2 separate regions of the Homo sapiens genome follow, and region 2 is linked to region 1. Evidence: read pairs that join two places in POLR2A ChIA-PET (ENCODE). Cell type or tissue: OCI-LY7. All regions are shown on one strand. Each heading gives the region's core, and the rest is flanking DNA. Links, peaks and the distances in the headings are about the cores only.

Region 1 (5,384 bases), core at 261-5,260:
AATTTGTGAAAAATGATGTTGCTAATTTGATGGGAATAGAATTTTTGGATTGTTTTGGGCAGTATGGTCATTTAAATTTTGATTCTTCCAATCCATGAGCATGGAATGTTTTTCCATTTGTTTGTGTCATCTGTTATTTCCTTCATCAGTGTTTTGTAGTTCTCCTTGTAGAAATCTTTCACCTCCCTGGTTAAATTTATTCCTGGGTATTTTATTTTTCATGTGGCTATTATAGATGGGATTGCATTTTTGATTTGGTTCTCAGCTTGAACATTATTGGCATATAGAAATGCCACTGACTGTTGTAAGTTGATTTTGCATCCTGAAACTTTACTGAAGTCTTTTTCTTAGGTCTAGGAGTTTTTTGAAGGACTCCTTAGGGTTGAACAGAGATAATTTGAGTTTCTCTTTTCCTATATGGATGCCTTTTTTTAAATTTTAATTTTCTGCCTGATTCCTATGGGTAGGATGGAAAGTATTATGTTGAATAGGAGTCGTAAGAGTGCACATCCTTGTCTTTTTTCAGTTCATAGAGGGGATGCTTCTAACTTTTGTCCATTCAGTGTGATCTTGATTTTTTGGAGTAGTTTCAGTAAGATTGATACCAGCTCTTCTTTGTTTGTCTGGTATAATTTGGCTGTGAATGCATCTGATCCTGGTCTTTTTTTGGTTTGTAGATTTGTTTTTATAACTGATTCAATTTTGTAAATTGTTATGATCTGTTCAGGATTTCAGTTTCTTCCTTGTTCAATCTTGGGAGGTTGTGTGTTTCCAAGAATTTATCCATTTCCTCTGGTTTTTCTAGTTTGTGCACATAAAGATGTTCATAGTAGTCTCTGAGGCTCTTTTGTATTTTTGTAGTATGAGTTCTGTCACCTTTGTCATTTCTGATTATGCTTCTTAGGATCTTCTCACTTTTTTTTTTTTTAATTTACTTAGAGGTTTATCTATCTTGCTTATCCCTTCAAAGAACTAACTTTGTTCTGTTGATCCTTTGTATGTTTTTTTTGTTGTTGTTTGTTTGTTTGTTTGTTTTGGTCTCAATTAATTTAGTTCTGCTCTGATCTTAGTTACTTCTTTTTTTTCTGCTAGCTTTGGGTTTAGTTTGTTCTTTTTCTGGTTCCTTTAAGTTCAACTTTAAGTTGTCAATTTGATATCTTACTGTCTTTTTGATGTAGGCATTTAGTGCTGTAAACTTTCTCCTTAACATTGCTTTTGCTGTATCCCAGAGGTTTTGGTATGTTTGTTTCTCTATTTTCATTTGTTTCAAAGAATTTTTTTATTTCTGCCTTAATTTGTTGTTTAACCAAGTTAGTTAGGAGCAAGTTGTTTAGTTTCCATGTATTTGTGGTTTTGAGAGTTCCTTTTGGTATTGATTTCTAATTTTATTCTACTGTAGTCTGATAATATGCTTGACATGATTTCATTTTTTAAGAATGTATTGAGACTTGCTTTATGACTGAGCTTGTGGTCCATCTTAGAGAATGTTCCATGTGCAGATGAGAGTGTATATTCTGTGATTTTTGGGTACAGTATTCTGTAGAAGTCTGTTAGGTCCGTTTGGTCAAGTGTCTAAGTCCAGAGTTTCTTTGTTAGTTTTATGCTTTGACGTTCTGTTTCTAATGTATATAGGCACATACATTTACAAATGGAAATCTCCTTTATAGATGTAAATTTCTTTTACAGAAGGATTTCAGAATAGCCAGCTAAATGCCAGAAAGGTTTATTTTAATTGGACAAGTGATCTTTTTTCTTTTTCTTTTCTTTTTTTTTTTTTTTTTTTTTTGAGATAGAGTCTTACTCTTGTCACCTAGGCTGGAGTGCAGTTGTGCAATCTCGGCTTACTGCAACCTCCGCCTCCTGGGTTCAGGCGATACTCCTGTCTCAGCCTATTGAATAGCTGGGATTACAGGTGCCCGCCACCACACCTGGCTAATTTTTTTTTTGTACTTTTAGTAGAGACGGGGTTTCACCATGTTGGCCAGGCTGGTCTTGAACTCCTGACCTCAGGTGATCCACTTTCCTTGGCCTTCCAAAGTGCTGGGATTACAGGCATGAGCCACTGTGCTCGGCCTACAGGTGATCTTTTTAACCTAGCTACTATTTCTTAGCTGAAATTACTAAGTTCAGGATGGAGCCCATTAAGGAATAGGGCAAAGAAAGCCTTCTCTGTACCTGGACTCAGCAAAAATAGATCTGAAAAAGGAGGAAGCTTACTTTACCTGGCAACCTACCTTTTATAAACGCTATCTAGGATAACTTTCTTTTCACCTTCAGGGAAGAGTAGTAACGGAGCTGAAAGATTAGCAGATTTAATTTTTCTTAACAATTAGTTGCTTAAGCTTTTTATTTGCCTTCTATAAAGAGTCTTTTTATAAAAAGCAATAAAAATATTGAAATCTTTTTAGAAGCTTCTGCACACCAACAGGCATCCCTAGATGAGACTGATTTGGGAGCCCTCATTTTCAAATGTACTTCTTAAAGTGCAGTGTTCATTTGGAATGTACCGTTGTGATTTTAAATTACCTTTAGTAAGATTTCATCATTTTTGTAAGCATTTGCTGCTTCTGAGGCCTAATAATAATGCATGTATAAGCTGGAAGGTGTAGTACTCAGGTCTTCAGAAATTAAGGATCCCATTTTTACCTTGAATAGCAGCTTTGGTCCTTGGATCCCTTTGATCAACTTAGCCAATGATTTTTCCCTCCCTAAGCATGCAAGAAAAATAAACAAAGGGGGCTAGAACACAAAAATCTATGCAAATTTCTGAAAGCTGAAATTGGTACCCCCTTCAGTATTATCATTTATACTAATTTCTGTCTAAACCAGCCAGACATATGAGGCCTCTAACTAGATCCAAGACAGTTAGATACAGTTGGATCCTGGACCCAGTCCAATTTCTGTTGTAACTTCCAAACCTAGTTTGGATCAGAAATTTGCTCAAACTCTGATAGCTCAAATGCACACTGATGGAGCTTCAGAATCTGAGAGAGAACTTACCCACAATCTCCAGTTGCTTTGAGAGAGCAGTGGACAAAATGAGTCCAGTGGGTACCTTGCTTTGTCACTTGGTGTTCCTGGGAGTTGCTAGAAGCTTTAGTTTGGATCCCACTTCTGACACCATCTATTAAAATTAAAAACCTTAGACAAATTAAATTTAACAGAATTTGATTGAGCAAAGAAGAGTTCATAAATCAGCCAGCTTCCAAACCAGAATAGGTTCAGAGAGGCTTCTTAGACTATACTTTATACAATAGATCATCTCTGAAAATGTGTACAGTTGCTCTATTTTTGTATGATAAGTTATTAAATGTTATAGAGCAATAATGATGTAAAGAAGACCTTTGTACAAATAGAAGGATATTTTTCCAAAGAAAATCTGATTTATCTTTGATTAGTTTGGGTTTTGGTGATTTTTTTAAAAAGCCATTTATAGTTTTTGTTGTTGTTAGTGGGCTTGTAGAAGTTGTTTCTGGAATTGTGGCACCCTCCTTTTTAAAAACTATATCTAAAAATCAGTGATAAGTAATAGTAATAGCACTGGCTATAACTTAATGTTTCATTTCTTTTCTTTTTTTGAGACTGAGTCTCACTCTGTCGCCCAGGAGGGAGTACAGTAGCGTGATCTTGGCTCACTGCAACCTCCGCCTTCCGGGTTCAAGCAGTTCTCCTGTCTTAGCCTCCCAAGTAGCTGGGATTACAGACATGCACCACCACGTCCAGCCAATTTTTGTATTTTTAATAGAGATGGGGTTTCACCATGTTGGCCAGGCTGGTCTCCAACTCCTGACCCCAGGTGATCGCCCACCTCGGCCTCCCAAAGTGCTGGTATTACAGGTGTAAGCCACCGGGCCCAGCTGGCTTCATTTCATTCATTATTTCATGTCTAAATTTTAAAAGTGAAAATATTTTATGAAAGAATTTATTTTTAATTTTGAGATTGTTTTAAAATATAAAATATGTATGCACACGTATACTTATTTTTTTACGTGTTACCGTGTAAGATATTTTCTGCTTAGGAATGTCTAACCTTTTCATGTTATATGAAATACCTGGCTTCATATGTGTATTTGTGCCTTTTTGCATTTAAGAATTGGATTCTGAGACTTATCAATGGTACTGTCATTTGGCAAACAGGTCTGGAGCACTCAATGTGGCTATATACTGTGCGTGAACTAGGGATATAAAGAGGAATAAGAGCAGGTGCTGTGGCTCAGGCCTATAGTCCCAGCACTCTGGGAGGCCAAGGCGGGTGCATCACCTGAGGTCAGGAGATCGAGACCAGCCTGGCCAACATGGCGAAACCCCATCTCTACTAAAAATATAAAAATTAGCTGGGCATGATGGTATGTGCCTGTAATCCCAGCTACTAGGGAGGCTGAGGCAAGAGAATCGCTTGATCCCGGGAGGTAGAGGTTGCAGTGAGCCGAGATTGCGCCACTGCACTCCCGCCTGGATGACAAGAGCAAGACTCTGTCTCCAAAAAAAAAAAAAAAAAGAGGAATAAAATATCTCTGCATCTCTGCAGTTTTATGTAAGAGACAGATATGTAAATAATAGTACAGAGGGGTAAAGAGAATTGATAACATTCTGTGGATGGATTCATAAAGAGGAAGCAAGTATACTGCATTAAGGAGTCATTAAAGGCTTCCAATGAAAGAAAAATTGTTTCCATTTCCTTAAACAGCCTCTCAGTTGACTAAGTTATTGAACGTGGAAGGAGACTTTTGAAAATTATCTTGCTTTCCACGCTACCCAGAGAGGGGTGCATACAGTGTTGTTCTGGATTCCCATTGTAACTTAAAGGGAAACTTTTACAATATCCAGAGGCCTTGATGTCCTTAAGTTCCTTGCAGGAGGAACCCACTTAGATGGCACCAGCCTTGACTTCCAAATGGAACAGTACATCTATAAAAGGAAAAGTAATGGCATCTACATCATAAATCTGAAGAGGACCTGAAAGAAGCTTCTGCTGGCAGCTCGTGCCATTGTTACCTTTGAAAACCCCGCTGATGTCAGTGTCATATTCTGCAGAAATACTGGCCAGAAGGCTGTGTTGAAGTTTGCTGCTGCCACTGGAGCCACTCCAATTGCTGACTGCTTTACTCCTGGAACCTTCACTAACCAGATCCAGGCAGCCTTCCGGGAGCCATGGCTTGTGGTGGTTTGACCACCAGCCTCAAACTGAAGCATCTTAGGTTAACCTACCTACCATTGCTCTGTGTAACACAGAGTCTCCTTTGCGCTGTGTGGACATTGCCATCCCGTGCAACAATAAGGAAGCTCACTCAGTGGGTTTGATATGGTGGGTGCTGGCCGGGGAAGTTCTGTGTGTGTGTGCCACCATTTCCTGTGAACACCCGTGGGAAGTCATGCCTGATCTC
Region 2 (5,384 bases), core at 215-5,214, 240 kb after region 1:
CTCCAACAGTGGCAGTAACCACTGTTGTGTGTTGGTGTCAAGGAGTGGGGACACCCTGAAGGAATCCGCCTTTTCTAGAGCTCTCGCTCCATTCCCTACATCGAGGCTGAAGTGCCCTGTCTCGGGTCCTTGTTTTTAGGCCTCGTTTGAAGGAGGGGAAGAAACCAGGTTCGTTGGGCGTGACCTTGGCTCAGCTCGTCTGTGAAATTGGGGCCGCAGACTTAGTTTGCGGGTCCCTGCTAAATTCCTCTCCCTCTTCCTGGGATTCCCATCCATGTATTGCCAGCTACATGTAGAGTGGAGAGGAGAGGTTTTTCCTGCAGGGCCTTCCAGAGAAAGGATTCTTGGCCAGAGGAAATCACAGCCTATAAGATCAATATCCTGATAGAATCCCGGGCCAGGTGTGAGAGGGGAGAGCTCACTCACACCAGCCTGACAGTCTTGGGGCAGAGCGCCCCATAGGCCTCTGCAGCCCCATCACTGCCTCATTCTCCCTCAGGTGCCAAGGAAGCTCCAGGGTGGGCCCAGTATCCTTCCACAGCATCCCTCCTCTTCCCCTTCAACACCCCTTTCACCCCTCCCTCCACCACCTCTGAAAGGTGCTCCTTGGGCAGGGCGATAGGATTCCCACCCCTAGCTTTAAGAACTAAACCAAACTTCAAGAGGAGCAATTTAATCTTCATACCTGACTCCTTGTCCCTCCTCAGGCATGCTGTTGTGCAGGACAGAGCCCTGGCTTCTCCTGGATGTCACACCTGGCCTGTCTCTGACCCTTGCTTTCCCTTTCTCTGCTGCCCTCAAGGGTCATTCACACCCAAGAGGGTAAGAAGCTGCCCTCTCATCCCTTCCTCTCCCACCCTGGGCCTCTGCCCTCTGCCTGGCCCCAGCAGCACAGTCTTCTCCATAGAGAGGGGCTGGGCCATGGGACCCCAGTTCCTGGGGTCTCGGTGACACAGTTCACTGTTTGCTGCAGAGGAGGCCCCACTCGCAGCCTTGGCCTCTGCCCTGCAGAAGAATTCCCTGTAACTCACTCACCAATGGCCGTGGGAGCCAGTGGCCTCGGCGAGGGTCAGTTGGACTGCATAGCTGCCGGCTGAGTCTCTCTGGCCACCCTCACTGGCCCCATCACTCCAGGTTGCACTGCTGCCCAGGGGGTTTGTGCCAGGCCTGGGTCACAGTGGAAGAGAGTCTGGAAATCACAAGGCAGAGGAGGAGACCTTTGCCAATGTGAGAGAACAAAGTTAAGGGGCAGTCCATGGGGGCATTGACCTTACTTAGGTGAGGAGGACTCAGGGAACATCTACAGACTCTAGGGCTAGGGTGAGATCCTCCTGATAGTGCTGGTAGCTCCAGCTGCTGCTTTGGCAAGACTTGGTCGTCTCTATACTGAGAGAGCAAAAGCTCTTTTCCTGGGGCTGCATGTTCTTCCATAGGAAAGTGGGCTTCAGGTGCTGCCTATTAAACCTCCTGCCTCCCCTGCTGCAGTGCTTTGATGCCTTTCACCTGTGTCTACCTGCGAACCTCTGCCCACCACGGAAGAGCAGCTCACATTTGGAAGGGGCTAAAATTTTTACCTAGTTTGAATCTGCTCTGCAATGTCCCCATCAAGTTCTTAACCATCCCGGGTTCCAATGGTTACAGAGTTCTGCCCTGGGGAGGGAGGAATTGCTTAGCAAATGATGTTGAGAATAGTGATTATTTGGGGGAAAATTCAGGTAAGATCTCACCTTCATACCATATACCAAAATACATCTCAGTAGATTAGTAAGCTAATGCAAAAAAAAAAAAAAAAGGGGAAATATAATTGAATACTTCACTGTTTTTGAAAGCATGAAAACAATGGAAAATGCAACTGATGTGAGTAATCCATCTACTTGACGTCACTTTTAAGAAATAAGGCCAGGCACGGTGGCTCACGCTTGTAATCCTAGCACTTTGGGAGGCCGAGGTGGGTGGATCACGAGGTCAGGAGTTTGAGACCAGCTTGGCCAACATGGTGAAACCCCCATCTCTACTAAAATATTACACAGGCATTGTGGCACACATCTGTAATCCCAGCTACTCAGGAGGCTGAGGCAGGAGAATCACTTGAACCTGGGAGGTGGAGGTTGCAGTGAGCTGAGATCGCGCCATTGCACTCCAGCCTGGGGGACAGAGCGAGACTCTGTCTCAAAAAAATAAAAAAATAAAAATAAAAAAATAAAGTAAAGCTACATATTTAAAAGCTGGGGAAATATATGCTGTAAATATGACAAAGGGCTGTGACTCTTCTGCAACACACCATTTTAAGAATGAGCTAGGTCTGCATTTATTGACCTGATAAAATGTCCCAAGAAGGACACATTTTTATAAACATAAGTTACTATTGTTATATATATGCTAACGTTTGTCTAGAAAAAGTCTAGAAAAATACACACTGAACTGTGAATAGCAGTTATATTTAGAAAGCAACATTAGGATGAACTTAAGTCAGGGCTTGGACTAGAGCAAGGCAAGTGAGGTGCCAGGATGCAAAAGTTAAGGAGACACCTGACCTCAGGGGCCCACAACTGCAGAGCCCCTGACAGTGAGTGTCTCAGTAGCCTCGCCCTAGTCCTGGCTTTCACTTAAATATGTTTTCGAATGTTTGTAATAAAATATTTCTTTTGGAAGGCAAAAATAGCAAGGAAAATAAATAGGATTAAAGGATACTAAAGCCCATTCAATAAAATTTGTAGGAGGCCACTGATTTGGCCTAGGCTCCTATGATGTAACCAACAGACCAAACCAATATGGAGTCATTCATGCTAAATGAAACTAGTTAGGAGTATATTCATATAACAAGTGGCTAAGTGTCAGTTACAGCCTCTGAGCTTTAGTCAATTGTAGGTGGTCAATAGATTCAGATAAGGCAATCCAGTTAAACTGTATATCCCACTTGCTGTTTTCTGTCCCTAAATTCTCTCTGAGTACACTGCAGCCCTGAAGTTCTTTGAACCTGTTCTGGGTTCTGAGGGCTGTCCAATTACTGAATCATACATAAAAGCCAAGTAAGATTTTAAAATTTGTTATAATTTTGGTTTTTAACAACTTCTGTTGTAAATAATAAAAGCACTAAATCCCTACTGAAAATAAAGGGCCTAAAGACTGAATGAGAGATGCAATTTTTTTTGGCTAACCTATTGGCAAAGAAATGATGATGATGATGATGATGATACCTAGTGTTGCTGGAGTGAGGGGAAATGAGATGTATCAGTTATCCATTGCTATGTGACAGCCACTCCCAGACTTAATGGTTTGAAACAACAGTCACTCATTTTGCTCATGAATTGGTAACATGATCAGAGCTCAGCAGAAAACAGCTCCTGGCTGCTCCGTGCAGGGTATCTAGGCACAGTTCATTTGGCAAGTTGGTGTTGGCTGCTGCCTGGAAGCTTAGCTGGGGCTGTGGGAGGGGCCTCCAGTCCTCTACCCATGGGCCTCTCCATGGGCTGCTCAGACTTCCTCACGGCATGGTGGCTGGGCCCTTCAGGGTGGCCTTTTCATGTGCTAGCCTCAGAAGCCACCTAGCATGACTTTTGCGATTTTCTGTTGGTTGAGGTTGATGTAACGGCTCGCCCAGGATGCAGATAGAAAGGCCTGAACAGGTTCAAGGGGAGGAACCTTGGGCTTCACCTTTGACGGGTGTGACAGAGTTCTGGAACACTGTGAGATGGAAGATACTGTTGCAGCCATCTTAAGAAACTACAATCTGCCCCCGCCCCAGTCCTCTCATATACTGCTAGTGGTAGTATAAACTGATACAAGTTTTGGGAAATAGATAATTCATAATGTAATGTAATTGGTAATATACTTTTAAAAGCCTTAAGAAAATATATAACCTTTAATCCAGCAATTCTATTTCTGGAATTTATCCTAAGGAAGTAATTGAGAATATTTAGTAAATATTTGCTACATGATAAATATTTATAGTATCAAAGTAAGATTAAACTAAAGTCCAAAATGGGATATTGAGTAAATTCTGGTACACAATTACAATGGAATACAATATAACATCTAAAAATGATTTGAGGGCTGGGTGTGTTGGCTCATGCCTGTAATCTCAGCACTTTGGGAGGCCAAGGTGAGAAGACTGCTTGAGCCCAGAAGCTCAAGGCTGCAATGACCGATGATCACTCCACTTCACAGAGCGAGACTCTGTCTCTAAACAATAACAAATAAATACAAATTATTTGAATGTATATATTTTTATCCTGAAATTATTTTCACACCACACTGTTAATGGAAAATATTGTTACAAAAACAGTTCTGTATAGTATGATCTTATTTTATTTATTTATTTTTTATTTATTTATTTTGAGACGGAGTCTCGCACTGTCACACAGGCTGTAGTGCAGTGGCGTGATCTCGGCTCACTGCAAGCTCCGCCTCCCAGGTTCTCGCCATTCTCCTACCTCAGCCTCCTGAGTAGCTGGGACTACAGGCGCCCGCCACCACGCCCGGCTAATTTTTGTATTTTTAGTAGAGACAGGGTTTTACCGTGTTAGCCAGGATGGTCTCAATCTCCTGATCTCGTGATCTGCCCGCCTCAGCCTCCCAAAGTGCTGAGATTACAGGCCTGAGCCACTGCACCCGGCCAATCTTATTTTTTAAAAAAGAAAATACATATATTTATGGATATTGAATGCATGGATGAAAACTAGGATAAAGACACCAAAACATTAATAGTGGTTAATGGTCCCTGGTGGGATTATGGCTGTTTGTTTTTCTTTTTATTTATCTGTATTTTCTCACCTTTATTAAATATTTATTAGTATATAATTAAACACTTTTAATGAGCCAAGAATATGAACCGTCAGCTTACAAAAGAAGATATACAAAGAGCAATACTTACGTGAAACAGTATTCTACTTGTTGAACAATAATCAAAGAGGTGAAAGATTAGTGCGATATCATTTTTATATAGTATGCAGCAGTACAGTTTGGTACTGGAAAGGTGATAATGCAATTATACTGTATAGTATATCTGAGAAATAATATGATGATATGTATCAACCTTAAAAAGTTTATGCCCATTGGTTCAGTTATTTTAGTGTTCAAAATCTATCCTAAGGAAATAATCAGAGATATTGACTAGAACTTGGAGCAATCTACAAATCCAATCAGAAGACATATCTACATGGGCCCAATTCCCAGGGCAAGAGTCAGCTGGGCCCCCTTCCTCACCCAGGGCCATAGTCCGCATCTCTCCCTTTTGCTTCCCAATACGAAGGCCAAGGGGCAATTACCATTTATCATCACATTTGTGCTGTTGATTTGGAAGAGGGAAATATTTCCCTGCACTGTGTCTCTAACTGCATTTTTTTTTTTTGGCTTGTTTCCTTTAGGCAGGTTCTTGCTCTGTT

The links. Peaks named below come from ENCODE experiments on the same cell type or tissue, not always from the same donor. Only the 100,000 strongest peaks of a DNase experiment are listed, where the experiment ranks them.
Region 2: POLR2A ChIA-PET joins it to region 1 with 7 read pairs; 3 of 35 experiments call an interaction of 5 or more read pairs at or near these places.

The regions. Positions count from the first base shown.
Region 1 is chr1:179,963,852-179,969,235 of GRCh38, forward strand. The region is part of intron 1 of CEP350 (centrosomal protein 350); the gene reads left to right. It also overlaps the pseudogene RPSAP16. Among named protein-coding and RNA genes, the nearest start is that of CEP350, 12 kb to the left of the region's middle. In OCI-LY7, for the core only: no CTCF peak of the experiment used is centred there; a DNase peak (open chromatin) is centred at 3,100.
Region 2 is chr1:180,200,900-180,206,283 of GRCh38, forward strand. It overlaps QSOX1 (quiescin sulfhydryl oxidase 1), which reads left to right. Exons shown (of 12, transcript NM_002826.5): 12 at 1-3,131. Among named protein-coding and RNA genes, the nearest start is that of LHX4, 27 kb to the right of the region's middle. In OCI-LY7, for the core only: no CTCF peak of the experiment used is centred there; no DNase peak of the experiment used is centred there.